Regions from separate parts of the Mus musculus genome. Here regions 1, 2 and 4 are each linked to region 3. The links are chromatin loops, found by intact Hi-C in ENCODE. Cell type or tissue: left cerebral cortex. All regions are shown on one strand. Links, peaks and the distances in the headings refer to the core of each region. The heading gives the core; the rest is flanking DNA.

What was found. A loop is a pair of places that touch in the nucleus more often than their neighbours do. Peaks named below come from ENCODE experiments on the same cell type or tissue, not always from the same donor. Only the 100,000 strongest peaks of a DNase experiment are listed, where the experiment ranks them.
Region 1: a loop joins it to region 3, with 4 times the contacts of the local background. A loop is called at or near these places in 5 of 42 quality-filtered maps.
Region 2: it touches region 3 in a loop (4-fold over the local background); 16 of 42 quality-filtered maps call a loop at or near these places.
Region 4: it touches region 3 in a loop (9-fold over the local background); 23 of 42 quality-filtered maps call a loop at or near these places.

The regions. Positions count from the first base shown.
Region 1 is chrX:7,675,720-7,683,534 of GRCm38, forward strand. It overlaps Magix (MAGI family member, X-linked), which reads right to left and starts at 5,370. Exons shown (of 6, transcript NM_018832.2): 1 at 5,231-5,370; 2 at 4,181-4,327; 3 at 1,401-1,483; 4 at 381-617; 5 at 122-290. The coding sequence starts at 5,279. In left cerebral cortex, for the core only: CTCF peaks have their summits at 3,449 (motif pointing right) and 4,257 (motif pointing right); DNase peaks (open chromatin) are centred at 3,465 and 4,234; H3K4me3 peaks cover 662 bases.
Region 2 is chrX:7,688,108-7,695,922 of GRCm38, forward strand. No RefSeq gene overlaps it. Among named protein-coding and RNA genes, the nearest start is that of Gpkow, 5.1 kb to the right of the region's middle. In left cerebral cortex, for the core only: a CTCF peak has its summit at 4,985; a DNase peak (open chromatin) is centred at 4,980.
Region 3 is chrX:7,470,381-7,478,195 of GRCm38, forward strand. Gm32829 (a long non-coding RNA gene) reads right to left here and starts at 3,595. Exons shown (of 3, transcript XR_386879.1): 1 at 3,377-3,595. In left cerebral cortex, for the core only: a CTCF peak has its summit at 3,600 (motif pointing right); DNase peaks (open chromatin) are centred at 3,618, 4,681 and 5,874; H3K27ac peaks cover 370 bases.
Region 4 is chrX:7,640,602-7,648,416 of GRCm38, forward strand. It overlaps Syp (synaptophysin), which reads left to right. Exons shown (of 7, transcript NM_009305.2): 3 at 496-620; 4 at 3,500-3,698; 5 at 4,407-4,598. Among named protein-coding and RNA genes, the nearest start is that of Syp, 5.9 kb to the left of the region's middle. In left cerebral cortex, for the core only: a CTCF peak has its summit at 4,949 (motif pointing left); DNase peaks (open chromatin) are centred at 2,254, 4,085 and 4,936.

The sequences.
Region 1 (7,815 bases), core at 1,484-6,483, 210 kb after region 3:
GCTTCTCAGGTGGTTAGGCAACCTCTTTTTCCTCAGGATCCAGCCTTTCCACTCTCTGAGCCTCCCCTTCCCCTCTCTGATCTCTGCCTGCCTCTCTTCTCTGGGAAATCCACCACCTCACCTGTCTTCCGATGTCCTCCAACCTCCTTGATCCTACTGCCATCCATGTCTTGAGGCCTTTGAAGTACCAGGCAAAGGTGGGGGCCTCCAGTTCGAATCCTCTCCACCACCTGGGCATGAGTAAGGCCCTGTGTTGACTGGCCATTGATATAGAGCACGAGGTCACCAGCCTGCAAGAACACAGTGCTGTATGAAGGGCAGATGGAGACTGGACAAAGATAAGGACCACATCTATGAATGGACTGTTGCTTAGAGCTGACCTGCAAACGACCACATCGCTGTGCTGGCCCATCCTTCAGCAGTCCATGCACGGTCAATGGAGCATCCCCAGATACATTTCGGCCTCCACTTAAAGTGAGACCAAAACCTGCCGGACCTCGGGTCAGCTCCACAGAAAATCGGCCAGTGGCTTGGGGTACTTTCAAAGCATAGCTTGCCTTATTCTGGGTTACTGGAAGTGGCTCCGTCCATGTACCTAGAGTCTCAGACCTTTGATGCTGGAAAAGGGGCAAGAGTATACATAAATTAGCTGGGTGTGTACCTTAGGATTACTATTGCTGAGATGAGACACCATGACCAAAGCAACTTGGGGGGGGGGGGGGAGGCTTTATTTGGCTTATACTTCCACATCATAGTTCATCACCAAAATGTCAAACCAGGAACTCAAACAGGGCAGGAATATGGAGGCAGGTCGTGATTCAGAAGCCATGGAGGGTGCTGCTTGTTGGCCTGTTACCTATAGCTTGCTCAGCCTGCTTTTATTCTTTTTCTTTTCGAGACAGGGTTTCTCTGGGTAGCATTGGCTGTCCTGGAACTCACTATGTAGACCAGGTTGGTGTCAAACAGAGATCCGCCTGCCTCTGCCTCCTGAGTGCTGGGATTAAAGGAGTGTGCTACCATTGCCTAGTCAGTCTGTTTTCTTATAGAATCTAGGATCACTGGCCCAAGGAAGACACCACCCCCAGTGGGCTGAGCCCTCCCCCCATCAATCACTAACAAAATGTCTTACAGCCGGATCTTATGGAAACATTTTCTCAGTTGAGGTTCCCTCCTTTCAGATAACTCCAGCCGTTTGTTAAGTTGACATAAGACTGGCCAGCATAGTATAGGAAGTACATGCCTATAATTGTAGCATTGGGGAGTCTAGGGCAGAGAGATCACCTTCAGTTTGAGGATAGCCTAGTGTACCTATCAAGTTCCCGCCAGCCTGGGCTACAGAAGATGCCCTGTCTAAAACTCAACAGAAGCAAAAGGTTAACACAGGACATAGCATTAAGTACCTGGGGTCGATGTTTCACAAGAGTAGCATGAGGCAAGCGACTGTCTGTGACTTCTATATCTGCAGAATCCAGACCACTAACACCTTAGATATGAAAGAGACAAAGAGGGACATCAAAAGATGTGACATGGAAACCAACTTAGGACTCCTGGGTTAACTTTTTAAATATTATTTATTTTATTTATTTTTGGTTTTTCGAGACTGGGTTTCTCTGTATAGCCCTGGATGTCCTGGAACTCACTTTGTTGACCAGGCTGGCCTTGAACACAGAAATCTGCCTGCCTCTGCCTCCCGAGTGCTGGGATTAAAGGCATGCACACCACGCCTGGCATATTCTTTTTTAAAAAAAGATTTATTATTATACATAAGTACACTGTAGCTGTCTTCAGATGCACCAGAAGAGGGCCTCAAATCTCATTGCAGGTGGTTGTAAGCCACCATGTGGTTGCTGGGATTTGAACTCAGGACCTTCAGAAGAACAGTCAGTGCCCTTACCCGCTGAGCCATCTCGCCAGCCCCTTAAATATTCTTTTAATTTTTGTGTATGGGTGTTTTGCTGACATGTATGTCTGTGTGCCACATGTGTACCTGATGTCAGATGCTCTGGAACTGGAATGACATTGTGATTGTGAGCTACCATGTGTGTGTGCTGGGAATTGAACCTGGTTCTTCCATATGAGCAGCCAGTACTCTTAACCATGAAACAATCTCTCTCTAGCCCCACCAGCTAACATTTCAACCTCACCTATTTGCCCACTTGTGCAACTCACACAGATTTGCCCACCATTAGACTATTTAGGGACCACACTACCATTCTCCTTCTCTAGCAATCTTTAAGGCTGACCCTACAGAAATAGCTGTCCTGGCTCCTTCTTAGGTAATCCTTTGCCATCCATGTGATCAGTCCTCCATATCTTCCTTCCAGATGCTAAGAACACATAGGCAGCTGGGCGTTGGTGGCACACACCTTTAATCCCAGCACTCGGGAGGCAGAGGCAGGCAGATTTCTGAGTTCGAAGCCAGCCTGGTCTACAGAGTGAGTTCCAGGACAGCCAGGACTACACAGAGAAACCCTGTCTCGAAAAAATCAAAAAAAAAAAAAAAAGAAAGAAAGAAAGAAAGGAAGAAAGGAAGGAAGGAAGAAAGGAAGAACACATAGGCTGTATGCGTTAAGCAACACCCTAAGTGTGATTGTAGCTTATTGGTAATGGGAGTTCCCAGCATGTGCCACATCCTGAGTTTGGTCCCAGTACCCCAAGAGTTAAATAAATACAATATTTTTTTTAAAGCAAGGCCTTCTAGGAAAGTTGCCATTTCAAGATTTTTATTTCCTGAGAATCTAGATCACAACCTCTAATTAGCCTGCAAAATTCACTTCATTTCTCACATGTGAACCAACAGCAGAAGACTAACCCCAGCATTCTAGAAGCTAAGGCAGGAGTATTGGCTCAAATTTGAGACCAACGTGGTCTTCATCATGAGACTTTGTCTCATGAAACAAAACAAGGAACTAGAGAGAGAGCTCAGTAGTTAAGAGTTCCTATTATTCCTGCTAAAGACCAGAGTTCAATTCCCAGCACACATGTGAAGACTCACAACTGCCTGAAACTGGTAAATCTGATAAACTCACATGTATATACCTACCAACACAAACACACTTGAAAATAAATAAGTCAGATGTGGTGGCGCACGCCTTTAATCTCAGCACTCAGAAGGCAGAGGCAGGTGGATCTTTGAGTTCTAGGCCAGCCTGGGTTACATAGTAAGTTCTTGGACAGTCAGGACTACATAGAGAGACCCAGTCTCTAAAATAAAATTAAGGGGTGGAGCAGGAAAAAATTAAATAAAAATGATATCTTTCAACATACACATTCACACAAAACCAAGCAAACAAAAATTTGCCTCTAATGTATTCAGAGCTTCCACACTTTGGCATTTCAGACTCACCATTTTTTAAAGATGTCTTTATTCATGCATTTATTTTATGTATATGAGTGCACTGTAGCTGTCTTGAGACACACCAGAAGAGGGCATGGGATCCCATTAAAGAGAGTTGTGAGCCACCGTGTGGTTGCTTGGGAACAGAACTCAGGACCTCTGGAAGAGCAGCGTTCTTACCACTGAGCCATCTCTCCAGCCCTCAGACTCACCTTTTTACAAAGAAATCATTTCCTCTAAGGAAATGACATTTCCTCTCCTCTTTGGAAATGACATTTGGTACAGTTTCACGTATGTATAAAATGTATTGAAATCAATCTTACATCTGTTATGCACTTTTTTTGTTTGTTTGCTTTTCGAGACAGGGTTTCTGTTGTAACCCTGGCTGTCCTGGAACTTGCTCTGTAGACCAGGCTGGCCTCGAACTCACAGAGATCCATCCACCTGCATCTACCTCTCTTGGGTGCTGGGATTAAAGTACTACTGCTCAGCCCCATTATGTACTCTTAATCTGCTCCCAGTCCTGTTAACTATTCTTCCCAATTAGGCCCCCTCCTACACCTAGGTTTGTTTGTGTATGTGTTGCCGGTAGTTACAGCTACCAAGTGTTCAAGATTGCGAATGCCAAGTCAGAGCCCCGCTGACCTTAATAACTATCCAGTCCAGCACTTTCCACAAATGTCCTGAAACTCATCTATCGCAATAAACCTAAAGGAATAAACTCTAGTTCACACGGTCTCGCTGCCTCTGAACCCTCCGGGTGGAATCACACTCTCTAACAGTCCCAGGGCTAGCTAGAAGCCCAGCCCCTCCTGCCCCGCCCTACCAAGTCCTTGTACCTACCCTCCGTGTGGCGCAGGCGCAATGTGGCGCCCGCTTTTCGTACTAGCGCTGTCAAGTCCGCGGCGGCTCGTGCCGCCAGGGGGCGCGCATCCAGCCGCTCCAGGAGCTGCCGAGCTCGGGGACTCCTGGACCCTTGTAAGCCACCTCCTGCAGAGGAGAAGGAGACAAGTCGTCTTGGACTCAGAGCGCTGGAGTCCCGACGTGAGTGATTTCTAAGTCCAAGACCTAGAAATGCCCCTCCAGGTATCCGGAGATCCCCGGTCACTTGTTCAGGGCTGCCCGACAGTCCCCTCCTCTCCTAGGACCCCTGACCGCCGCAAGTGTATACATTGCCCGCTGCCTTACCCCATAAAATCCCCGAAGGTAGCCATTTGACAGCAATAGACCTGAACACCTCTGAGCACTCAACAGATTTATTTGTTTGGAGGTCACCATACTGTCCCCTAGTAACACTAAATGTCAAACTTCTTTCGCCATGTGTCCAGGGACCCTGCTTCTCCCACATAAACTCCTCCCTGCAAACAACCCTGAATCCCCCAATTTCACCTTCAGTACACTGGTCAATCCCTGCTACTCCCAAGAGTTCCCTTAAAGGCCCAGTGTCCCCTCCGAGTGCAAGCATCCCCAGATCCCCACCTCCTCAGATCCCCAGCCCACCCACCTAATTCCCTACACACCCTGCCTGCCTAGGACCAGCAGATGCCTCCAGGCTTTCTTCCTAGACTCATGACATAGGTCTCCTGAATCTGATGTGCTCCCCCCACCTCTCTCTCTCCCTCCCCCCCCCTCTCTCTCTCTCTCTCTCTCACACACACACACACACACACACACACACACACACACACACACACACACACAGCCTGGAGACTATAGGTAGGGGACCTAAAACAAGGTTTTCATCGCTGGGCCCCTGGCTATTGCCAGGACTGCCTGGGCACCAACGCTGATGTTTACCACTTGTGGGGTGGAAATGATTAGAAGTCCACAAGCAAGGAGTGGGTGGCCTGGGTCGGCTCCTTCCCTTTCTCTCTTTTCCACCCAAGCCAGTACCTCTTCTGCCCCCTCTAGGGTCTGCCGTGTTCCCAGCGCGAGAGTCCATGGCCTGTGGTGAACCTGGTGGACTCAGGGCAGCCCGATGATTAGTTTTTAGCGCAGGGGCGCGCTCACCTGGCTCCTAGCCCAGGCCTGGACGCTGCTGTTGTCTGGCCAGTCCCAGGCCTGGCGCCCGGACCAGGAGGTGACCTACCTGGCCGCAGGCAAGGAGGCCTGGTTGCGGGAGCTGTAAAGTCAGAGTCTAGCCTTGCTTTGCCCCAAGTACATCTGCTTCTCTTAACTGGAGACTGGTTAAAACTGAAAAGCCGGAGTTAAACAAGATATGCAGGAAATGGAATTCAAGTAGCCGGCTGGACATGGACAATGGTACACTATCTTTAGAAAGCAACTTGGCAGGATTTTAAAAATTAAACAATAAACAATCAGAAAGAAAACAAATTAAATATACACATGTGATCTACCCATTCCATTCCGGAGTACTTATCTAAAAGCATGCAGAGTGTTCATAAAGACTTGAGTATGAGTGTTTATGAACCATAGACACTTGGGCAACCATAAACATACAATTGATTCCCTCTTGTTCTGGAGACTGGAAAATGAAAGATCAAGATGTTGGCCAATTTGGTCCTGGGTGTGTCTTTCCTTCTTGGATTGCAGGTAACTGCTTTCTAGCTGTCCTCCTTACACTGGGTTGACAGAGAGAGAGAGAGAGAGAGAGAGAGAGAGAGAGAGAGAGAGAGAGAGAGAGAGAGAAAGAAGAAGAAGAAGAAGAGGAGGAGGAGGAGGAAGAGGAGGAGGAAGGGGGCTGGTGAGATGGCACCAACTGCTCTTCCAAAGGTCCTGAGTTCAAATCCCAGCAACCACATGGTGGCTCACAACCATCTGTAACAAAAATCTGATGCCCTCTTCTGGAGTGTCTGAAGACAGCTACAGTGTACACACATATAAGAAAGAAAGAAACAAACAAACAAAAACAAAAAGTTCTCTGCCTCTATGGAATCTGACTCCCTCTTCTGACCTCCAGAGATACATGCATACATACACATGGCAGACACACACACACACACACAAGAAGAAGAAGGAGGAGAAGGAGGGGAGGGGAAGGAGGAGAGGGAGAGAGAGGGAAAGGAGAGAGAACTTTTCTCTTCTTATATAACCATTTAACTTTATATTCCGGGCTGGTGAGATGGCTCAGTGGGTAAGAGCACCCGACTGCTCTTCCAAAGGTCCAGAGTTCAAATCCCAGCAACCACATGGTGGCTCACAACCATCCGTAACAAGATCTGACTCCCTCTTCTGGAGTGTCTGAAGACAGCTACAGTGTACTTACATATAATCAATAAATAAATCTTTAAAAAAAAAAAAAAAAAACCTTATATTCCTCCTAAGACCCTATCTGCAGTCACTTGGGAGTTAGAGCCTTAATAAGGAGGGAAAGGGCTTGTAACTCAGTTCACAGCATTTGTTGACAGCCTCAAACTGGAGACAACCCAAAAGTCCATCAGTAGATAAGTGCACAAACTGCTGTATTGATGCAGTGGGTTGGATATAGTGATATACACCTATTGTTGCAGCACTCAGGCAGCTGAGGCAGGAGGATTTGGGATTGGAGACCAGCTTGGGTAACTCAGTGAGACTCTTTGCCTCAAGAACTTTAAAGCATAAAACATATTTTTTTAAAATGTTAGTCGAGCATAGTGGAACATACCTTTAATCTCAGCACTGGGAAGGCAGAAGCAGGCAGATCTCTGTGAGTTCAAGGTCAGCCTTGACTACACAGAGAGCTCCTGGCCAGCCAAAGCTACATGGTGAGACCCCCCCCCCATCTCAAACAACAACCAAAGCTTAAATGTTGGGTGTAGTGGCACAGTCCTGAATCTCAGCTACTTGGGAAGCTGAGACAGGATCAGAAATTCAGAGTTATTTGGCTACACAACTTGGCTACAAAATTTGGTACACACTCAGAAGACAGCAAGGGCCAATGGAGACGTTATCAAAAGATGTGGTTGAGGTTAGAAGTTGTAGCAGAGAGCAGAGTGTTTGTCTAGCATAAACAAGGCACTGAGTACTACCTAGTTCTCTCTCTCTCTCTCTTTCTCTCTCTCTCTCTCACACACACACACACACACACACACACACACACACACACACACACAACTTAGAGATATAAAAGGATGAATAATTTGAACTCAAAATGATTATGGTATGGACTGGAGGTATAGGTCAGTAGTATAGAGTACACAAGTAGCTTGAGGTCCTGGGTTCTATACCCAGCACTGTAAAAAAAGAAAGTCACCAAAAATAACTATAGTATATAAAAGAATCCAGACAAACCTCTGTAAAGAGGGCATGCTGTATGACTTTACTTAGATAATCATCTAGTAAAATACATACTACTGATGTGCAATGTCAAATCATGGGCCTGAGGTTGCCTTGAGAAGGGTCCAGGGTGAGGAAGGAAGAATGAGGAAGAGCTAATAGAAAACACTTGATGGGATGGCTATGTTCAGTATCTTCATTACAATGATAGCTTCGTGGTTATTAGTATACTATATTCAAACCCTATCAAGCGTATGAAACCA
Region 2 (7,815 bases), core at 1,876-6,875, 220 kb after region 3:
GTGGACCTGACCAATTTATTTCAGAATCCTCCAACCCCGTAAAGCTCAGGACTCCCAAACATCTGGTGGCCTCCAAAGCTCCACGGGTATTCCTCAGCCCGCCCCTACCATACCATTCCAATTCCCCAGTAGAAGGTTGCAGAATGTCCTGATAAACCTGGCCTCCCATTTTACATGCCAATCTTTGGTTGTCAAATCTCAGAATGTGCTCTAACTTCTCTGAATCTCAAATTATGCTTCCTGTGCCTGGAATAGCAGCATCTCAACTGTGGAAAGAAGAGCTCTGATCCAGGCTTCTCTGATAATGAGGGCAGCACCTGAGGACAAATTAGTCCCAGTGTTCCTACTGGTTCTCACACAGGTCTCCTTGCTGGCAGCCAGGTAGGTCATGGGTTCCAACTCCAGGCATGGGACAGGCCAGCCTCAGTGTCTAGACCTGATCAGAGCACCAGATGGTTACTCTAATCTTTGCTCAAAACATGCCATAGGTGGCCATATGTCCACCGGGCAGGCGACTAGCCATGTAGCCCCATGTAAGAGGTGGCAGTGCCTATGATGAGCAGAGGAGGTTAGCCATGTGAACCAGGGAAAGAAGAGGGTCTGTCCCCTACCACACTTGCTCTGACCTATTTGCTACCACCTATTCTGTCCTACTGGTAATAGAGCAATTCTGTTGGCCAAGCAATGAAGGCAAGAGCAGTGTCCAGCACCGGTTGCTGGGCTCCAGGCCTCTTAATCCCATGAGAACCCACACCCAAACAGAAGGGTGCTTCACAAGACAAGACAAAAGAGGCTCTAGGGAATCTCCTGGGAGGTGGATGTTTAAGGAGAGACCTGCCAAGGTCGCTCTGGATGCCAGGGCATGCAAGGTCTGTTATCAATTGATGGAAGAACTGAGGGCCTCTGGATTCCTGTGGCAGGGAAATCTTGAAGTACTTGGTCTTAGGAGGTGGGGGGTGAGGCTTCTTACAGAACTTCTGAGAGGTAAGCAGGGCTTATTAAGAATATCCGAAGGAGCCAGGCATGGTGGTATACTCCTTTAATTTCAGCACGAGGGAGCCAGAGGCAAGAAGATGTCTAAGTTCAAGCCCAGCCTAGTCTACAGAGAAACCCTGTCTTGACAAATAAGCAACAACAACAACAACAGTTATCTGAATCAGGGATTCCCAGACCTGGAGAGGATGGAGGTAGACAGGCCCTGTTTTCTGGGAATATCTGGGAGAAACAGTTCCCCCAAGACATGGTTACAGAAACCTGACATCTCTAGCTATTAATGGAGAAAGAATTCCAGAAACAATTCACTGAATCTTGAAGTTGTCCAGGACTTTTTTTTTTTTTTTTGACATTTTATACTGCCTAGGCTGACCTCACACTTGCAATATAGCCCAGGAAACACTAAACTTTAGACTCTTCTGCCTCTGCCTCTCAAGTGCTGGCATTACAGACTGGTACCAGTACACCCAATACACTCAGTTTTATCCAGTTTTAGGTACTGAACCCCTAGTATCATGTATGCTAGGCAAACACTCTTTAGAGTGAGTGGCCAATCCAATCCCCACTAATTTCTGGCTCTCCTGGATGCCTGCCTGCCTACCATAGGAGCTGGTGTGTTGCCACACGCGACAATGCACCTAAGCTTCAAAGAAGTACAAAGACAGGGATCAGAGCCTCTCCTGGGTTTACATCAGAGTAGAGGGGGATTCTACAAATGAAGGATTGTTATGTCCCTCGATGGGGCCAAGGGAGTGTGATTGGGAAAAGAAGTCTTGGAGGCAGGGGACAAAGGGGTGACACCTTGGGGTTATCCCAGAGGAGTCCACATATTCCTTTAGGGTTTCTGTAATAGGGGACCCTCAAAATATATATTTGTTGAGCCGGGTGCTCAAAGCTTTGATTCTAGCACTCAAAAGACTGATGCAGGAGGATTGCCACTAGTTCCAAGGCAGCCTGGGTAACAGTGAGACCTTGTCTCATAAACAGGAGAGAGAGAGAGAGAGAGAGAGAGAGAGAGAGAGAGAGAGAGAGAGAGAGAGAGAGAGAGGAAAGCAGGAAGGAGGAAGAGAATGTGTTGTGGGTGCTGGGCTGGATGGTAACTAAGCTTAGTGTGACTTCACAGTCCTGTATGGTGGTCACATAACCTCAGCACTTGGGAAAGTAAGGCAGGTTCTCGGGTAAACTCAGGTTCCTAAGTTCAAGACCAGCCTAGAGAGTGAGACTCTTGTCTTAAAAGAAAAAAAAAAGTGTGATGAATTCCAAGATGGCTCTCAACCAGTAAAGATCACTAAGCCTGACAACCTGAGTTTGTCTTCCAGGACCTACATGGTGGAAGAAGAGTGCACATACTGTGATATACGCCCATATAGTTACATATGCACAAATACATATACATTAAATAAATAAATGAAATGCTGAAAGAAGAAGGGGCGCTTCAAATGTCATTTCTGAGATGCAGACCCTGGAAAGTGGCGGTAGGGCTGGGTACTTGGGCTGAGAGGCTAGTGTGGTGGCTTTGAGTGCTTTGCAAACAGAGCTTGAAATGTGAGAAATGGGGTGACCCTTAGAGGCTACAGGGCTGGCCTGCATACTCAGGAGCCAAATCCCGGAAGAACAACCTCCAGAGTTGTTCTTAGCATATTATTTGAGGGAGGAGCCTGGGAGTTACTAGGGGCAGGTAGGAAATTCTGGAGGATTATTTAAATAGCTGACCTGGGATCATTTGTTCAGAAGAAGGAGCAGCCAGGACTGGTGGCTCATACCTGTAATCCTAGCCCTTGGGAGGCTCAGACAGGAAGATCAGTGCATTACCCATGCCAGTCTAGGTTACATAATGAGTTTCTGGAGAGAGGGAGAGAGAGGGGGGGAGGGAGAGAGAGAGAGAGAGAGAGAGAGAGAGAGAGAGAGAGTGCAACAATAGAAAAAAAGTAAAGAAAAGAAAGAGGAGAAGGAGGAGCCTTAAGGATTATCCAGCAGCAGTGCTGAAAGAGTTAACTAGTGTAGGAGAACTGGATGAGAGCAAACAAACAACAAATAGAAGAACAGAAAGGGGGAGAAGGAGGAGGAGGAGAACTGAGAGCAGAATGTTATTTGTTTGTTTGATTTTGTTTTTGTTTTTGTTTTTCGAGGCAGAGTTTCTCTGTATAGCCCTGGCTGTCCTGGAACTCACTTTGTAGACCAGGCTGGCCTCAAACTCAGAAATCCGCCTGCCTCTCCCTCCCAAGTGCTGGGATTAAAGGCGTGCGCCACCACCGCCCAGCAAATTATTTTATTTATATGAGTACATTCTACCTGTCTTCAGACACACCAGAGAGGGCATCAGATCTCATTACAGATGGTTGTGAGCCACCATGTGGTTGCTGGGAATTGAACTCACAACCTCTGGAAAGCAGTCAGTGCTCTTAACCATTGAGCCAACTCTCCAGCCCTCTGAAAGACATTAATATCATGAATAATGACATATTTCAAGATACTTCTGCTTCTCAGGCAGAGGCTCTAGGATGGTGAATACAAATATCCCTAAGGCAGGAAAACCTTGATTTTTGAGGGGAGACATTCTGTAAGAGTTCACGGTGCTGGAGAAGGGTGGGTGGGAGAGGGTGGGAGTGGAGGAAGGGTCCAGGACCTGGCCGGCCAGCAAATCCAACACAAGTCCTGAGTGCACAATCAGATAGCCAGGTATGCTGATGCAAGCACTCAGAACCTGAGCCAGTGGAATTACCATAAGTTGAAGGCCAACCTGGACTACAAAGTGTATCTGTGTCAGGAAACAAACAAAAAAGAAGTTAACAAAAGAAGAAGAAATACTGCCTCAATAGTAACAACTATATAAGGTATTGGTTGATAGGTATGTAGGATCCCTTAGATATTTTACTTATTTTTTGTGTATGAGTTTTTGCCTGCACATATGTGCATCATGTGAGTGCCTGCTGCCCTTATAGGTCCAAAAGAGGCCTTGGGTTCCCCTAGAACTAGAATACATATGATTCTAAGCCACTGTGTAGGTGCTGGGAACAGAACTGGGGTCCCCTGCAGGAGCAACAGATGATCTTTACCAGTTGAGCCATCGCTCCAGCCCCATTTCCAGTCATCCAAATTTCCTTCCTTCCATCGTTCATTTGCTGGTTTGTTCGGTGTGCACCTGTGTTCACCTTATGGATTCTCTGTGGGGATCAGAGACCAGCTTCGGGAGCCAGTTCTCTCCTTGGTCCCAAGGATAAAACTCAGTTAATCAGGCTTGGTGACATGTACCTGAATATACATGTGTATACATATATATATATATATATATATATATATATATATATATATATATGGAGAGAGAGAGAGTGTGTGTTAAGAACTGAAATTTCTTACTGGGCATAGACTCTCATGTGTATAATTTGGGTTCTCCCGAAGAGCAGCAAGTGCTCTTAACAATTTTTTTTTTTTTTTTTTTTTAGCTCTAGCTGGCCTGGAACCCAGAGATCTGCTTGTGTCTGTATTCCACATTCTGGAATCAAAGGAATGCACTATTATACCCAACTTTTTTTTTTTCTTTAGGAAAGTGATAAGTTACTTTCTTGTTTTGTTTTGTTTGTTTGTTTTTTTTTTTTTTTTTTTTTTTTTTTGGTTTTTCGAGACAGGGTTTCTCTGTGTAGCCCTGGCTGTCCTGAAACTCACTTTATAGACCAGGCTGGCCTCGAACTCAGAAATCCACCTGCCTCTGCCTCCTGAGTGCTGGGATTAAATACTTAATCAGGATATTTGAGGTGGGCAGATCCACTTTTAATCTGGGCCAGACCGTCTCCTGGGAGTTTATATGAAGGACATGGAAGAAGGAAGCTTGCTCTCTTTGCCTGTGCTGCCTCTAGAAGTAGTTGCCACTTCAGCTGTGACAATTTACCTCAAAGGCAGTGACGTCATTGAGAATAAGCAGATACCATCTTTAATTCATCCGTATCAATAGTGTTGGTAGTAAAAATAACAGGGTAGTGAAGTGGCGCCACCTATGGTTCAAACTACAGGGGAGGCTGAGCCAACAAGAGCTGGGGGCCTAGGAACTCCAGGCCAAACCAGGCAAATATGGCAAGTACCAGTCTCTTCCAGAAAAATGAAAAGGTTGTTGTGATGGCACAGGCCTTTAATCCCAGCATATGGGAGGCAGAGGGAGGTGAGTTGGAGGTTAGCCTCACCTACAAATCGAGTTCCAAGCAACTTAGTGTCACAAAGTGAGACCCTTTTTCAAAAAACAACAAAACAAAACACGCATGCACACACACTAAAAAAAAAAAAAAATCCCCCCAAAACCACCACCAACAAAATAGCCAGGCATAGCGCGACACACCTGTAATCCCAGCTTCTAAAGAGGCTCCAAGACATGGGGGTGACAAGTTCCAAAATAGCTATCTGGGTTGTGTAGCGAGAACCTGTATTGCCGATAGCAAAATAACAGCAAAAGTCAAGCTAAAGAAATAAATCTTGCCGGGCATGGTGGCGCACGCCTTTAATCCCAGCACTCAAGAGGCAGAGGCAGGCAGATTTCTGAGTTTGAGGCCAGCCTGGTCTACAAAGTGAGTTCCAGGACAGCCAGGGCTATACAGAGACACCCTGTCTCAAAAAACCAAAGGGGAAAAAAAAAGAAATCTTAAAATAGATAAAAGGAAGATAATAGCTTAATGTATTATAATCCCAACTCAGGAAACTCAGACAGAAGGATTTTCAATACATAGTAAGCTCCACACCAGCCTGAGTTATGTAAGGTGACCCATGCTCAGAATCACACATACAACAAAACAGATTATTGGCTCATTCCCATAAATCCGTTGTGGTGGTTTCAATAAGATTGGCCCCCATAGATTCATATATTTGAATGTCTGGCCATAGGGAGTAGCACCATTAGGAAATGTGACCTCACTGGAGGAGCTGTGACCTTGTTGGAGGAAGTGTGTCACTGTTAAGGAAGCCTTTGAGGTCTCCTAGCCTCAGGTTCTGGCAAGTGTGGAATTGAGTCTCTTCCTGAGTGCCTTCAGATCAAGAGGCAGAATTCTCGGCTCTTCAAGCACTATGTCTGCCAGCATGCTGCTGTGCTTCCCAGCACGATGATAATGGACTAAACCCCTGAAACTGTAGGCCAGTCTCAATTAAATGTTTTCCTTTATAAGAGTTGCCTTGGCCATGGCATCTGTTCACCACAATGAAAACACTAACTATGGCATCCGCATAAGCCAATTAAAAACAGATTTTTAAAAAAGAAAAAAGACTTTAAAGACAAGTATTCTGCATTAATGGATAATTCTGCTCCCAGAGGCCATAAGTTATTAAATAAAAATCCCACTGCAACGTAAGTGCTCCTATGGTCAGGTCCTGAGAGGTAGGAAGCCACTCTCTGATGTTTCTACTGAATGGACATGTTGTCAAACTACTTATTAGATATTTGTATATTTGTTTTTGTTTATTTGAGACAGGTTTCTCTATGCAACACTCTCAGAGATTCACTTGTCTCTGCTTCCCAAGTACTGAGATTGAAAGTGTGCACTGCTGTGCCCCATTCTAAATATTTATGCTTAAGAGCACAGATTTATTTTGTGGGCAGTGGTGAATGCAGAGCTTCAAAAAAAAATCAAAGTGAAGAAGTGACTTTGAGTACTCAGTCCTAAATGGGACATTTAAATCACACACACACACAGGGAGAGAGAGAGAGAGAGAGAGAGAGAGAGAGAGAGAGAGAGAGAACATCGTGTAAGAGCTTGAAGGATGGGGAGGAGTATAGTGAAAGACTATCTTGTGGACATGGCATGGCGTTGTTGTGCTTTATAAGAATATAAGGGAGGAGAAGGAATACGTCTGGTGGATGTGCAGTCAGGTGTGGGGGAAGGGGGTGCCTCTGCGGGTCCATGCTGAAGCAATCCTTCGCCATGAGGGACCAGCCACAGACAGTATAGTGTAGAATAGAGTTTATTCAGGGCATGGGGAGGGGAGTTGAGAGGGGAGAGAGAGAGAGAGAGAGAGAGAGAGAGAGAGAGAGAGAGAGAGAGAGAGAGAGAGAGAGGAGTAGAGGCTGGCCATGAGCACGTGGAGAGAGAAGGTGGAGGGGAATGAGGAGAGAGAGAATATGGAGTAAGAGAGAGAGGAGGGGCAAGTAGCCCCTTTTATAGCTCAGTCAGGCACACCTGGCTATTGCCAAGTAACTATGGGGCAGAGCTTAGACTAAATGCCAACAGCTGTTGTACTCCTGAACTCACATGCACAAAACAACTTATCAACCCATCATGGATGGGGGAAGAGCACATTAGGCCCCATCCTCCCTTGGGAACTATAGGCAGTTAATGGTTGGTAGGTGTTACATTCCTCAGTGATGTGGCTGCCATAAACTGCCCTTGCTCAAGTAAGCAGCTCATATAAACAACCCTAGTTAAACACAGTATGGTGATGAAGGTACCTAAAGAGCTTAGCCACACTGAGAGTTTGTGGTCTGAAAAAATCTTTTTCCTATAGCTTTATGGATTTATTTAATTATTTATTTATTATATGTAAGTACTGTCTTCAGACACACCAGAAGAGGTCATCAGATCTCATTACAGATGGTTGTGAGCCACCATGTGGTTGCTGGGATTTGAACTCAGGACCTTCAGAAGAGCAGTCAGTGCTTTTAACTGCTGAGCCATCTCTCCAGCACTATGGATATTTTTCTATTGCATTCTCTACGTATATTAGTCAAGGTTTTATTGCTTCAATGAAACACCATAACCAAAAAGCAAGTTGGGGAGGAAAAGGTTTTATTTGGCTTACACTTTCACATCACTGTTCATCATTGAAGGACAAGAACTCAAACACGGCAGG
Region 3 (7,815 bases), core at 1,038-6,037:
CTCTTCAGAAAAATAAATGGCTTGTTCTTTAGTTTATGGCTAGAAATAGACATGAGACTTTCTAAGGCATGAGCAGCGGTAGTACCTACTTCACAGTTTTTATTTTGTTTAATGAGTTCTCTTTTTTTGTTGGTTGTTGTTATTGCTGTTGCTTTGTTTGTTTGTGTTTTTCAGACAGGGTTTCCTGCTGTGGCCCTGGCTGTCCTGGAACTGTCTGGGTAAACCAAGCCGGCTGAGAATTCAAAGACCCACCTGCCTCTGCCTCCCAAATGCTGGGTTAAAAGCATGCAACATTACCACCCAGCAATTAGTTCTTCTTCTTTTTTTTTAATTTAGACTAATGCTACTACATTGAAAAAGTTTAAAATGTCTGCTACACAAATATTACTGTTATGGTCATTTTCTTAATTATCATTTTATTATGGGTAACATGGTCTAACAAGCCAGCCAGTATATCTTATAATGATTAATGGTGCAATCACTGAATGAATACTATCTTGATAAAAATCCTCACTCCATCATTTATGTGACATTAGGCAAGCTTTCAGATCCTCTTTCCTTAGCTCCTTCATCTTCTCAATGAGGGTAATAATAGCTCATAGCTAATGAACTGTCAGAAGGATTAAATGATGTATCCCTGACAGTACTCTTTGGCTTCAGGTTTCAGAACCAGATAGATAATAAAGAAAAAGAAAGAAACAGAAGAGAAAATAATTTATACAAATCAAGAAGGGAATATGGATAAAAATGAAAGATGAAAAAGAGAGGAACCAAGACCAATGTCAGTCATTATGCCTCGGCATGTGCTTCCCATAACTTCTCTGCCCAAACTTTCCTCCTGGCTTTTTGAGATTATTATTCGTGTTCTTCATGGGAACTTCTTCAGACACTTTGGTAACAGGCAAGTAGTGAGTAAAAAGGCAAACATTGCCTTCTATGCTTGTTATTATCTCTGCTTTCCAGACGTATACATTTCATGAAGGAACTACATAAAATATTTTAGCAACATAATATTTCTGCCTGATGAAAGCATGCATGGGGGTTTTGTGAATGAGCCAACATATATCCTAAAGGGCTAAGGTTTCATAGATAAATGCAACAAACTAGAAATCAAGGCCTTGGATTGAACATGTGCAGATTTTGGTATGTACAAGGATCCAAGAACAAATCTCCATGGATATCAAGTGGCAGGAATGCATGAGTGCATGTGGGTGTGTGTGCATATGTGTGCACATACATGTATGCACATGAGTGTATCCCTGACACCTGAAAGTATATAACAGTTAGTATTCCAAAGATAACTTTACAAACACTTGTATAGACTTGATACAGAGTCACTTACCTATTTTTTCATTTTTTTAAGATTTGTTAACTTTATGTGTTTTGCCTCCTTATATGTAAGTGTACCACATATATGTGATAGCTGCTATGTGGGTACTGGGAATTGAACCCTGATCCTCTAGAAGTACAGTTACACACTCCTAACATCTGAGCCATCTTTTCAGCCCCTCAATTACCTAAAAATAGGAAGAGGTGTTAGAATTCTGCTTTCCTTTTGGCTTAATTCCCCAAGGATCAAGTTGACCAATGAGGGTAAAGGTGGGATGAAGATGTGAATATTCACTGGCCTCTGGCTTCATTCATATTTCTGTATTAAGTAAAAAAAATTAAAGGTTTCTACCATATTTGGAATTTCTCTTAAGATAACAGAAAGATGTGTTAGTTCAGGCTCTCAGAAACAGTGCCCCATGTGACTTTTTTAGAAAAGATTTATTTATTTATTTTACGGATGTGAGTGTTCCCTCTGCATGTACTCTTATGTGGCAGAAGAGGGCATCATTCCATTATAGACAGTTTTGAGCCACCCATCTATGCAAATTGTTGGGAATTGAACTCAGAACCTCTGGAAGAACAGAGGCTCTGAACCCCACCCCACCCCACCCCATGTGACATTTTGACAAGCCCATGACATCGATACAATCATAGAAAGAAAATAACTTTTTTTCATTCTCTTTTGCCATTTCCTGACTTCAATTAAACTTCTAAGGACATGAAAACTGTTGGCCGTTTGTGAGTCTACAGCGCCGAGTGCGTTGACCTCCTCAGCAGCCTTTGCTGCTATTGTTTCTTATGCCTCTCATTTTACTTCCTATTAGGGTAGATCCAAATGTCCATTATGTAAGACCTGAAACGTTGAAACTGATAGATGAAAATTGTAGGGAAAAGCCTTCAAACTATTGACAAGGCAGGGACTTTCTAAACAGAATTCCAGTAACACAGGAAAAAAACCCAACAAATGATAAATGGGATTACATAAAATTAAGACACTTCTGCTCGGCAAAAGAAGTCTTCAGCAATGCAAAAGAGACAGCCAGCCCACATACAAAGGGGAATTAATATCCAGGACATATAAAGAACTCTAAAATGCAAATGGCCAATAAACATCAGGAAAGTGTGTTCAACATCCTTGGCTATCCAGGAAATGCACATTAAAACCACTTCAGAATTTCAACTCATCCCAGTCAGAATGCCAGGCACATAGGGCTGCCTTGTCTGGCTGCAATGGGAGAGGATGCACCTACCCCTGCAGAGTCTTGATGATCAGGGTTGGGGGATGCCAAGCCCTCCCCCATCCTCTCAGAGAGAAGGGGAGGGGGAGGGACTCTGTGAGGGGGGCAGGGACAGTATTTGGGATGTTAATTTAAAAGGAAGGAAGGAAGGAAGGAAGGAAGGAAGGAAGGAAGGAAGGAAGGAAGGAAGGAAGGAAGGAAGGAAGGGGAGAGAGAAAGAGAGAGAGAGAGAGAGAGAGAGAGAGAGAGAGAGCGAGCGAGAGAGAGCGAGCTGGGGAAAAGATAACCCTGAATTCTACCTTCCCAAACCTGTACAGACATTTCTGTTCAGTCATTACTTAGGAACTGGATAAGGATAGCAAAGCACACAACAGATCCATAGTCTGTTTCTTCCCACTTGTGAGCGTGCATCATTATAAGGCATTAAATGAGAACACGCCCAGGGTGTGTGTTCCTCAGACTCCTGTGAGCTTGTTCCTTGTACACGACAGCAGCCCTGCTGGTTCGCTCCACTGAGAAAGATGGCATGCATTAGCTGTGATCTAAGTGTCAGTTGGCTCATTCTGGAACATTAGTCCTGTCATCTCTCTGAAGAGAGAAGGTTGAATCCATTGTCAAAGCTCCCAAAATTGCACTCCCTCTTCCTGAGAGCATCTCTTGGTGCTAAGATACCAAAGTGGCTTCCAGCAACTGAGAGACCACAGATTTCTCTTCCATGACATCAAGTTGCTTGCATAAAACAGCTCCGCATAAGTTCCCAAGTAAATCAGGTTTGCAAAAAGCAAGCGAAAACCTATAGTACTCACCTTTGAGGATTAGCCATGACGATGGCAGGATTAAACGCCCTGTATCTCCGGGTTGATTTCAGCTTCAGGACCATACAGACAATTGCCCTAGGCCCACTAACACTTCAGCACTTCCAGATGTTAGAGTTTTCAAATAATTTTATCCCAGTGGCAAGGAGTGATACAGACAACTCCTTGCAGGGACCGAAGTTGGATTTCCCCTGACATGTACACAAGACACCTGCAGGTGGAGACACAGGGCTGTCCTTGGGAACCAGCAGGCTTTGTACGTATTGTCTTCCCCTAAAACAGATGGACTTAGCATTACAATTTCTGCTTTCCATGTGCTTCTGTGAATTCTGGGAGGTAGGGGTGACATAAATACACACACACACACCCCACAGAGGAGAGGCAATATCATTCTTCTTTCTGTTTTTGGTTTTGGTTTGTGGGTTTTTGGGGGTGTTTTTTTTTAAGTTAGAAGATTTTTTATTAGATATTTTCTTTATTTACATTTCAAACGTTATCCCCTTTCCTGGTTTCCCCTCAGAAAACCCTCTATCCCCTTCCCCCTCCCCCTGCTCACCAATCCACCCACTCCTGCTTCCCTATCCTGGCATTACCGTACACTGGGGCATTGAGCCTTCTCAGGACCAAGGGCCTCTCCTCCCATTGATGTCTGACAAGGCCATCCTCTGCTATATGCAGCTGGAGCCATGAGTCCCACCATGTGTACTCTTTGGTTGATGGTTTAGTCCCTGGGAACTCTGAGGGGTACTGGTTAATTCATATTGTTGTTCTCCCTATGGGGTTGCAAACCCCTTCAGCTCCTTTCTCTAGCTCCTCCATTGGGGACCCCATGCTCAGACCATTGCTTGGCTGATAGTATCCACTTCTGTATTTATCAGGCTCTGGTAGAGCCCCTCAGGAGGCAGCTATAGCAGGCGCCTGACAGCAAGCACTTATTGGCATCCATAATAGTGTCTGACCCCATTTCATCAAAAGCAATTTCAACAAATATTTTAAAGTAAAAAACAAAAACAGGAAAAAGTTGTGAATTACTATTTAGCACTGTGGTAACTAGTCATTTGTGTTCCTAGGGAGACACAGTTCCCGCAGCTGCTATTGTGCTTCAAGCCAGATCTTTCTGGGCAAACATTTACAAGGCTGTGTGTTTGTCCCACCTGCATGTGAAGAGGAGCACAGATTGTCCCCTGTGTAAAGCATCCCAGTCAGAAACTCCATAATGTACAACCTGAGCAGAGCATGCCACCATTTATGTGTAGGTGCCAACTCTGCCTGGAGCCAGGCAGGGAGACCAGATGGCTCCTGGGGAGGGCCCCTGCCTCTCAGCACACCAGATGGAAATGTACTGGCAAACATGCATGCTGGTTTCTCTGGACATGCCAGTACATGAATGATCATCCTTTCTCCAGGCCATGTATTCGTTTCCTGGGGCTACCCTAACAATGTGATTTAGAACAATAGCTACTTATTCTCTCCTAGGACTGGAGGCCAGAGCTCCAATATAAGGCTGTTGCTAGACCCATGCTCTCTCTTAAGGCTTGAGGAATATAAGTCCTAGCCTGCTTCTTGCAGATTCTTGTGGCTCCAGATGTTCCTGGCCTTGAGGCTACACTGTTCTACTCTTCACTGCCACTTCTGATGGCATTCTCTTCTGTCTCAAACATCTCTCTCCTTTCTCCCTTTCTCCCAGAAGGGTAGCACTCATTGAGTTTCAGGCCCACTGTAAATCTGGAATAATCTCAACTTAATTACCTCTGCTTCCACATAACATGACATTCACAAGACCCGGAGACATCTTTGGGGATGACCTGGTGGTAATAAAAACAAGCTATGTATTCATGATTTCTTGTGGAATCACTACATATTCACAGCTATCCCAAGATTACTTTCTTTTTCTTTTCTTCATGCCTGGCAGACTAAGTCTAAAGATAGAAACCCCAGTGAAGGGGTTTGGGGTAGGGTGGGGCCTAGGTCATTTGATACAATGCTTGCCTGGCATGCAGGAAGCCTGGGTTTGATCCCCAGCACTGTATAAAACCAAACATGGTGGTTCATGTTTGCAATCCCAGCACTTGGAGGGTAGGAGGATCGTAATCCTTGGCTATACTGAGAGTTTGAGGCTACATGAGACCCTGGGCTATGTGAGACTCCATCTCAAATAACCTAAAACCTCAATGAAGACATAGCAGTGGGGCTTGATTTAGAAGCACGGGAGAATGTGACTGCTCTGTGCAATCCAGGCATCCTGCTTGGCTGAGACATCTGCACTTGCTGTCACCAGACTGGGCCTTACCTGGGCTGTTAGATTTAATGAACATGAGCTGGGTATGTGCTACTTAGGAGACTGAGGCACAAACCCAGGAATTAGTTTCAGACCAGCCCAGGCAACACAACAAGCCCCACCCCCCAAAAAAAATCTGGGGAAAAAATGTAAAGAGAACAGAAATTTTGTTCCTTTACAAGCAGAAGAATGATTCATGGCCAAAACTGCTTTCCCTGACTAATTCGAGCTTTGGATTTAGTCAGTGTTAACACAGTGCTAGCTCACTGCGAGAAGAGACACAGTTTGGCTTCGGGTTGTAAGGATAAAGCAAGGAGTACTGGTTGCTCATGGGCTTGAAATGATGCCATGGCACAAGGAGGAAGAGGAAGGGCTCATCGGTCTTGAGGCCCATCGGTCTTGCAAACTTTATATGCCTCAGTACAGAGGAACGCCAGGGCCAAGAAGTGGGAGTTGGTGGGTAGGGGAGTAGGGGGGGAGGGTATGGGGGACTTTTGGGATAGCATTGGAAATGTAAATGAGGAAAATACCTAATTTTTAAAAACCAACAAAAAAAATAAATAATTTAAAAAAAAAGAAAAGAAAAGGAAAGACAGCTGGAGAGATGGCTCAGGAGTTAAGAATATGTCTTCTAGAGGATCCAAGTTCAGTCACCTATGTGACACAGCACACAGCTGCTTGTAACTACAGCTCCAGGGGGATCTACATCCTCTGGCCTCCTCAGACACAAGCATTCACATATCCATATATATATGCATACATACATACATACATGCATAATACATACATGCATGCGTGCATACATATGTACATACACACGTACACACACCACTTAATTAAAAATAATAAATGTAAACTGTCATTTGGATGCTGTAAATTGCTCATATTTACAGGTAGAAAGAGGTCCGTTGACTCAGAAGATAACTAGGAGTCCAGCAGAGCTCTAACAGGGATGACGATACTAATCTACATAGGGGATCCTCAGTAGTCTACTCCTAGGTTGTATTTCCTGTCCCTGTATTGGAAGCTTTTGGGTTTTACAAGTCACTGCAATAGAAAAAGAAATAAAGCAATAAGGGAGTGGGTCATTGAAGAAATCACGGGGGAAGTCTTTAAAATATTTAGAATCAAAAAGAAAATAAAAAAATATTTAGAATCAAATGAGAATGTGCTCCTGAAGTACAGCTAAGAGAGCTCCAAGAGACAAATTTATGTTTATGAATGCTTACATTATAAAATCAGAACAATCTCAAATAACCTCATGGTATCGCTCAAGGTCTGTCAGCCATCACTGCAAAGAGAGGCCCATTGGACTTGCAAACTTTATATACCCCAGTACAGGGGAACCCCAGGGCCAAAAAGGGGGAGTGGGTGGGTAGGGGATTGGGGGGGTGGGTATGGGGGACTTTTGGGATAGCATTGAAAATGTAAACGAGGAAAATACCTAATTTAAAAAAAAATCGAAAAGAAGCAAAACCTTACATAACTTAGATTTTGAGTTCATTTAAAGACATATTTCTATGTATTTTATGTGTATAAGTGTTTTGCCTGTATGTGTGTGTGTATGTATGTATGTATGTATGTATGTATGTGTATTATGGTGTACAAGCCTGGTGCCCACAGTGGCTAGAAAAGGGTGCTGGCCTTCCTGAAGTTGAATTACAAATAACAGTAAGTTGCTTTGTGGGTGCTGAGAACTGAACCTTGTTCTGTTCTAAAACTAAAGCTGGATAGTTTTAAATCAACTTGATACTAGCTAGAGTCCTCTGAGAGGAGGGGCCTCAGTTAAAAAAATGCTTTGGCTATAGGCAACCCTGTAATGCTTTTTTTTTTTTTTTTAATTCTTTCTTCCCTTCTGTTAGTATGCCATGATTTTTTTTTTTTAAGGCCAGGCATTATATTCTTTTTTTTTAAACTTTTTTATTTTATTTTTTAATTTTTTTATTAGATAATTTCTTCATTTACATTTCAAATGCTATCCTAAAAGTTCCCGATACCCTCCCCCCGCCCTGCTCCCCTACCCACCCACTCCAGCTTCTTGGCCCTGGCATTCCCCTGTACTGGATCATATAAAGTTTGCAAGACCAAGGGGCCTCTCTTCCCAATGATAGCCGACTGAGCCATCTTCTGCTACATATGCAGCTAGAGATAC
Region 4 (7,815 bases), core at 1,898-6,897, 170 kb after region 3:
AGAGAGGAGAGAGGAGAGAGAGAGAGAGAGAGAGAGAGAGAGAGGAGAGAGGAGAGAGAGAGAGAGAGGAGAGAGAGAGAGGGGGGGGAGAGAGGAGAGAGATTAATGGGGAAAGTGTGTATGAGAGAGGTGGAGAGCATGCATAAAAACACACAGATACTGAGAGACAGAGATATAGTGATCATGAGAGAAAGGGGAGGGGAGAGGAGAGAAAACGAATAGAGGAAAGAGGAGGAAAGGCGAGGCGGAGGGGAGGGAAGGAGAAGCCAGAGCACCTAGAGGTAAAAAAACGGAGAGACACAGGGAAAGAGAAACAGCCACACCCCTGTAATCAGCTTGTGCTAGGACCCGATGAGCCCTGATTAGAGGGGTGGGGGTGGGGACCTCTCCATCTGCTACTGTCTGTGCTGCCCCCCCTCAATCTGTCCAGAGGAGGGCACTCCCTCCCACATGCATACAGGCTCACTACAGCCATCCACCTCCCTGCTACCCAAGGTCTTTGCCATCTTCGCCTTTGCTACGTGCGGCAGCTACACCGGAGAGCTTCGGCTGAGCGTGGAGTGTGCCAACAAGACGGAGAGTGCCCTCAACATCGAAGTCGAATTTGAGTACCCATTCAGGTGTGCCCCTGCCCTGGTATCCTGAGACCTGGGAGAGGCAGGGGCAGGGTGGGTCAGAGCAGTTCTTCCCAGAGTCCTTTGCACAGCTCACACCTTTGAGGCCACCGCCCCTGGGATTACTTCCCGTGCACCGAACACTTTGCTGTGTAGCTGGCACAGCTCTGGCTTCTATGACAATTGGTGTGCAAGCTAGACACAGGGTGTCATCCTGTCTGACTATATTCTGGCAAAGGGTAGTAATAGAGGACAGGAAATAAGTAAGATTCATAAGTAAATGACAGGGCTGGGGTTGGAGTCTGTGGTAGAGAGATTGCACAGCAATGGGTTCGGGGGGTGGGGGATCATGGATGAGAGAGCATCACCTTAAAGCAGTAAATGCTCAATTAATATTAGTCACTCGGCACAATGGCAAGTTCTTGTAATCCCAGCACTTGGGAGACTATGCCAGAATTGTAGTGAGTTCCAGGCCACCCTTGGATACAAAGTGAGATCCTATCTCAAACTAAAGAGGGTGCTCTGCAGATAAAGGCACTTGCCACTGAGCCTGACAACCTGAGTTTGATCCCTATGTCACATGTGGTACAAAGAACAGACTTCCCTGCAAATTTTTCTCTGACCTCCACACATGAGCTGTGACATACATGCACCTACATACACACAGGTATGCACCCATTAAATACATAAAATGCAATCTTTAAAAAAAACGCTTTAAAATAATATTAATTAACATCATTTACTTCTCAAACAGACCAAGTTCCCTCTCCTCATAGCTCTACATCAGAACAAAGAGGATAACTGCAGATACAGATAAATACTAGAAGCATATCTTCATGCAGGAGTTTTGCTAGAAAACAATGAGGGTACTATATAGATGTGGGAAATCAAGGGACCAAATTAGATGTCCCTGAAAGTTCCCCACCATGTACCAGGCACTATGCTAAGTACTAGGTATACATGAGTAAGGACAAACTGCAAGAGTCACTATCTCCTAAGGATGAGGAGACAGACCCATGGTTTCACTTAGCTTTCCTTGACTACCAGACTAAATCATATAACAGTTAGGGTCTTAACGTCCTCATTTGTAAACAGAGAAAATACTGATGCCCTCCAGGTGACGGAACATTGCCACTAAGGTGACACTTGTAAAGCACTTGGTGCCAAGTCTGGGACACGAGAAGTGCTCGGCATAAGCTTGTTAAGTATAAGAATTCAGATTTAGGGAAGAGTTGGAATCTGGGACTTGGGGAACACCAAGGATTAAACGGAGGCCCAGAATGTCGCACACTAGGGAGAGGAAAGCCAGCTCAAGCTATGAGCAGTGATAGAAACAGGAAATAATAGAGGAGAACAGCCAGGAGTATCCAGGTTCACACAAGCCAGGAAGAAAAGAGTTTGGAAACTGAGGGTATAGCTCAGTGGCAAAGCACCTGTCTAGCATGCCCTGGGTTGTACCCCCAGTACTTTGGAGGAGGACAAACACACACACACACACACACACACACACACACACACACAGTGGGGAGTGAAGGGTAATCAGCAGCATGAGAGCCAGCCTTTTGAGAATTCACAAGGTCACAAAAGCCTTCCATGAACTCCCCCTAGAACCTTCCATGCTCAGAACCATTGCTATGCAAGGACATCAACCTGAGGCCAGAGCTAGGGGCCCCAGACCAGTTCCATTCTGCCCACACATGAGCCCCCCCATCACAGCACAGGGAAGGAAGGCCATTGTCTTTGAGTACCATCCCAGACTGTCCCTCACACATCCTGATCCCTCCTATCCCTTCTGTCCTTTCCTATTTCACAGCTGTTTGGCTTCTCTGCCACGCATGCATCTGTCTTCTCTCTCAGGCACCTAAAGCATGACATAGAAAACAGCCAACATGATTTAGGAGGGCACAGGATGCATACAGAAGTTCTGTCCTTTCTCTACTAGCTGCATGACTTCATACAAGCAAATGCACTTCTCTGAACCTCTTCCTATCTCTGAACATTTCACCCCCAAAGCCACTGCGCGAGAAGCCGGCATGATTCCAGATCCTTGGGATCTGTCAGTAAAAGAAAAAAAAAATAGGAATAAGGCCTACCTCCTCATAGGTACAGAAAAAAAAAAGCAAAAAGCAAGATGAAAAGACAAATCCTAGGGCTGAGGAGATAGCTCTGTCAGTAAAGTGTTTGCCTCACAGGTGTGAGGACTTGAACTTGGAGCACAGAGCCCACTTAAACAAAGCCCAACGTGGTGGCCCATGCTAGACTCCATGCCAGCCAGCTCAGCAAGCTCTAAGCCAGAGAGAGACCCTGTTTCAAAAGAGGGGGGATGGAACCTGAGGAACAAGACACGAGGTTAAACTCTGGCTGTCACAAAGCGGTGCAACCTCGTACACCCCAACATATGTGCACCTGCACACACGTGCACATTCACTCACACATGGATAAGAAATCTTTCCTTTAAAGTGAAATGCAGAAAGTCTTTGATGAGAAGCTGATAGTTAAGCAAAGTCTGAAGGGGCTGAAAGAATAAGGCATGAAAGCTATCTTAAGGAAGAGCACCCGTCCCTACACTTGATCTTAGCCAAAAGGCTGAAAAACAATGAGGGAAGAATATTCCTGTTAAAGAGGTCAGCCAGTGCAAAGGCCCTAAGCTAGAGAGATACCTGTCACTTTCTACAGTGAACTCAGAGGCAGGAGTACCTGGGCTGCAGTGAGGGAGGGGTGCCACAGATATTACCAGGATGCTTTCGGCAATCAATGGTACATTGCAAGTGCTCTGTGAATGGCCATTTCCTCCTTTTCCTGGGACCTCAAAACAGTCTGGGATGCTCTTGGCCAGGAAGGTGAGAAAGGGATTCCGGACCACACCTGAACACCTCTCTCTGCAGGCTGCACCAAGTGTACTTTGATGCACCCTCCTGCGTTAAAGGGGGCACTACCAAGATCTTCCTAGTTGGTGACTACTCCTCCTCGGCTGAATTCTTTGTCACCGTGGCTGTGTTTGCCTTCCTCTACTCCATGGGGGCCCTGGCCACCTACATCTTCCTGCAGAACAAGTACCGAGAGAACAACAAAGGGCCAATGATGGTGAGTCCCCACAGCTGATTGCATGCAGTGACCAAGGACATGAGGCCGCAGGGGCCCAGCTCATTTGGCTCACAGGCCAAACAGACTCCCAGACAAGCCCCATACCCAAGCAGCCCAACGCTGATGCTGCTGCTGCTGTTGCTGCTGCTCTCTCCAAGACTCCATCCACACTGGGCATCATAGAATCATGGGGGACATACCCAGAGCCCACACAGAATGCCAGACTGGCCCACGTACCTAACCGTACCACCATCTCTCACACGACCACACAGACTAGATGAAAAGAAGGAGTACCGAGGTTCACTGTGACAGTCATGCATGTCACCCTGCCACACAGACACCGAGTCCTACACAGAGAGGTTCTCACACCCTCATCCCAGACATCAAATGACACATATTCCCACATGCAAATAAAAGTGGTAAGACACACTTCTCACAGATTCAGAAACATCCCACGGAGTTAGTTCCTCCCTCAACGTCTGCACCCACGCATCACTAGCACACTCCCTCTGTATCATAGACACTCACAGACACTCAAGCTGAGACCTTCAGGTGAAAATCTAATAAGCCTCAGAGCTGCAAAGGCAGAAAAGAGGCGAGCCTCTTCTAAATGACCCCTTCCACAAAGGCTTGGGGTCTGTAGGGGCTCAAGGCTCAGCAGAAAGCCGTGCGTTCACTATAACATCTTCCTCATGCCTCCCTGCCTAGGACTTCCTGGCCACAGCAGTGTTCGCTTTCATGTGGCTAGTTAGCTCATCCGCCTGGGCCAAAGGCCTGTCCGATGTGAAGATGGCCACTGACCCAGAGAACATTATCAAGGAGATGCCTATGTGCCGCCAGACAGGAAACACATGCAAGGAACTGAGGGACCCTGTGACTTCAGGACTCAACACCTCGGTGGTAAGCCCTGGGAAGCTGGCCGGGCTGGAAGAGAAAAGCTGGGAGACACAGTCTGGCATGGGAAACGGGGGAGAGAGAGAGAATGGGAGGAGAGTCAGGAGGTTGGTCCATGAGGGCTCCCTGGAAGAGGCACACCAACAAAAGAAGGTTGAACAATTATAACCACTGGGATACCACATATCTGTTCCCAGTAGGAGAACATGAGGTCTTTCAGATTAGGCGGGGATAACTGGGCCCAGCCCAGTCATGCCAAAGCTGCTGAAATTCAGTATCCTTTTAGAATTGATTTCCTTACATGCAAAAGAACAAGATCTTGAAATGTTTTCTTACTTGGGCGCCCCCTAGCGGCTAAAAACAGTCTGACCATAGATCCTGTCACGTGGCAAGCTCTGTGACCTACAGCTAGTAACAAGCCTTTCAGGTATCATTTTGAACATGCAAACTGAAGGCTGATGATAGGTCCTGCTCCAAACATGAGTATCCACTGAATTCACAGCACGTACACACACACACACACACACACACACACAAACCCAACACAAAACTACATCCTATATCAATGTTACAGATGCTAAGATTTGAAGTCTTTTTTTTTTCCTGCTACTTGCTGATTGTGTAATCTTGGGTAATTTAGCCTGTCTGAACTCGGCTTTTAAATGGACATAACAAGGGCTGGAGAGGTGGCTGAACAGCTAAGTAGTACACACTTGTAGTTCCAGCACTGGGGAGGCAGAAGCAATCCGATCTGAGTTCGAGGCCAGCCTGGGCTACAAAGCTATTTCCGGGACAGCCAGGGCTACAAAAAGAAACCCTGTCTGGGGTGGGAGCTAGGAAGGGACAGCACCTCCTGACCATGCAGAGGACCCATGTTCAATTTGTAACATCCATAATTCTACTCCCAAGGGATTTATGGGCATGCAGTGATATACATGCATGCATGTGGGCAAAATGCTTACAGTCATAAAGCAAAACCTTAAGATCATTTTAAACACAAAATAAAATGGAGGTATTAGCCCAAGTGTGGTGGTACAGGCCTATAGTTCTAGCACGTGGGAGCCTGAGGCAGGAAGACTGCTAAGAGATTGAGGCCACTCTGGCTATATAGTGTGAGTTGTAGGACATCTGAGGCTACAGAGGCCTTGTCTCAAAAATAGAAAAATAAACTAAATATGCTAAAAAAATAAATAGAACGGGGATATCAACTGGAGGTAGTGGTATAGGTCTATAGTCTCTGCTACTCAGCAAGTACAGGCGGAAGATCAATCACATAAGCCCAGGAGTTCTGGGCCAGCCTGGGCAACATTTCAAGATTGTGTCAAAACAAACAGAATAAAATGTAGGTCTTACTTTCTGTCCAAACATGGATTGATTGATTGATTTTTATTTTTTACTTTTTTTATTATTATTATTTTTTGTTTTTCTGACACAGAATTTCTCTGTGTAGCCCAGGCTGTTCTGGAACTTGCTCTGTAGATCACCACTAACCAGCTTAAACCTGGAACTTTAAGGAAACTTAAGGTGCTCAGAAGAGGGTGTAACATGTACTAAATGGCATATAGAATTTTGCTTTTAAGTATTTCATATAAGCTCCATATTTATTTGTAATTTTTAATTGTTTTTAAAAAATAACATATACTTAGCTGGGCACATGGTAGCACATGCCTTTAATTCCAGCACTTGGGAGGCAGAGACTGGTGGATCTCTGAGAGTTTGAGGCCAGCCTGGTGTACAAAAAGAGTTCCAGGTCAACCAGGGCTGCAGAGTGAGACCCTGTCTAAAAAAATAAAAGAAAAGAAAGAAAAGAAAAGCATATACTTAGAGCCAAGGATGTTAATATATGCCTGTAAACCTAGCACTTAAAAGACTACTTTTAAAAATACTTATTATTTTTATTTTATGTGTATGAATGTTTTGCTTATATGAGTCACTTGCATTCTTGGTGCCTGTGGAGGTAAAGGAAGGGTGTCAGATATCCTGAAACTAGAATTACAGGTGTTTGTGAGCCACCATGTAGGTGCTGGTCATTAAACTTAGATTCTAACCTCTGTGCCATTACTCTATGCCCAGGGCTAATTTAAAGCCAGATTGGCCTAGGTAGTAAACTCCAGGTCATCCTTGGATAAAAGGCAAGACCGTCTCAAAAACAAACAAAACAAATAAAAATCTATTTAAAAAGAAAAGAAAAAGACGGGCTAGAGGGATGACTCCATGGTTAAGAGCACTTACCCCTCTTCCTGAGGACAGGCGTTCAAGTCCTAGAACCCTTTAATCCCATCACTTGGAAGGCAGAGGCCAGCCTGGTCTACACAGTGAATTCCAGGACTGCCAAGCTACATAGTAAAACCCGTGTCTCAAGGTATATACACACACACCACTTGAGAAGCAGAAGCATGTAGATTTCTGTGAATTTGAGGCTAGCCTCTTCTACATAAGGAGTTCCAGGACAGCCAGGACCTGGAACATAAAAAGACCCTGTCTCAAAAGACAACCAAAAAAAATTTATACATGTACATATGCATCTATGTGCTAAGTTGTATATACATAAGTTTATATATGCATCAATGAGTGATGTCTGTTTCTTTAAAATGTATATTTATATATTTTATAAATTTAAATTTATATTTTGTATATGTATAAACATGTACTCAAATATATTTTTAAAATTAGGGTCTTTTTGGTTTGGTTGGGTGGTTTGTTTTGGGTTTTTTTGTTTGGTTGGTTAGTTAGTTGGTTGGTTTTGGTTTTGGTTTTGTTTGAGACAGGATCTACTTATGTGACCCTGGCTGTCCTGGAACTCACTACTCAGACCAGACTGGCCTCAAACTCACAGACCTCTGCTTGCCTCTGCCTCCTGAGTACTAAGATGAAGACTGCACCACCACACCCAGCCCAAAAATGAGTTGTTTGAGGCTGACTTTCATGTTGCACAGGCTAGCCTCAAACTATGAATTTAAAGGTAGACTTGAATTTCTGGGTAGTGGAGGCAGAGACAGGCGACTTCTATGAGTTCCAGGCCAGCCTGGTCTACAGAGTGAATTCCAGGACAGCCAGGGCTGCAGAGAGACCCTGTCTCAAAAAAAAAAAGCTAGCCTTGAAGTGATCGCCCCTGCCTCCAGCTTCCTAAGATTACAAGATGTGGGCCTTCAGACTTGTCCATGTAAACACTGATAGAAGTTGAACATCATGGGAATCTAACACACACACACACACTCCCAAG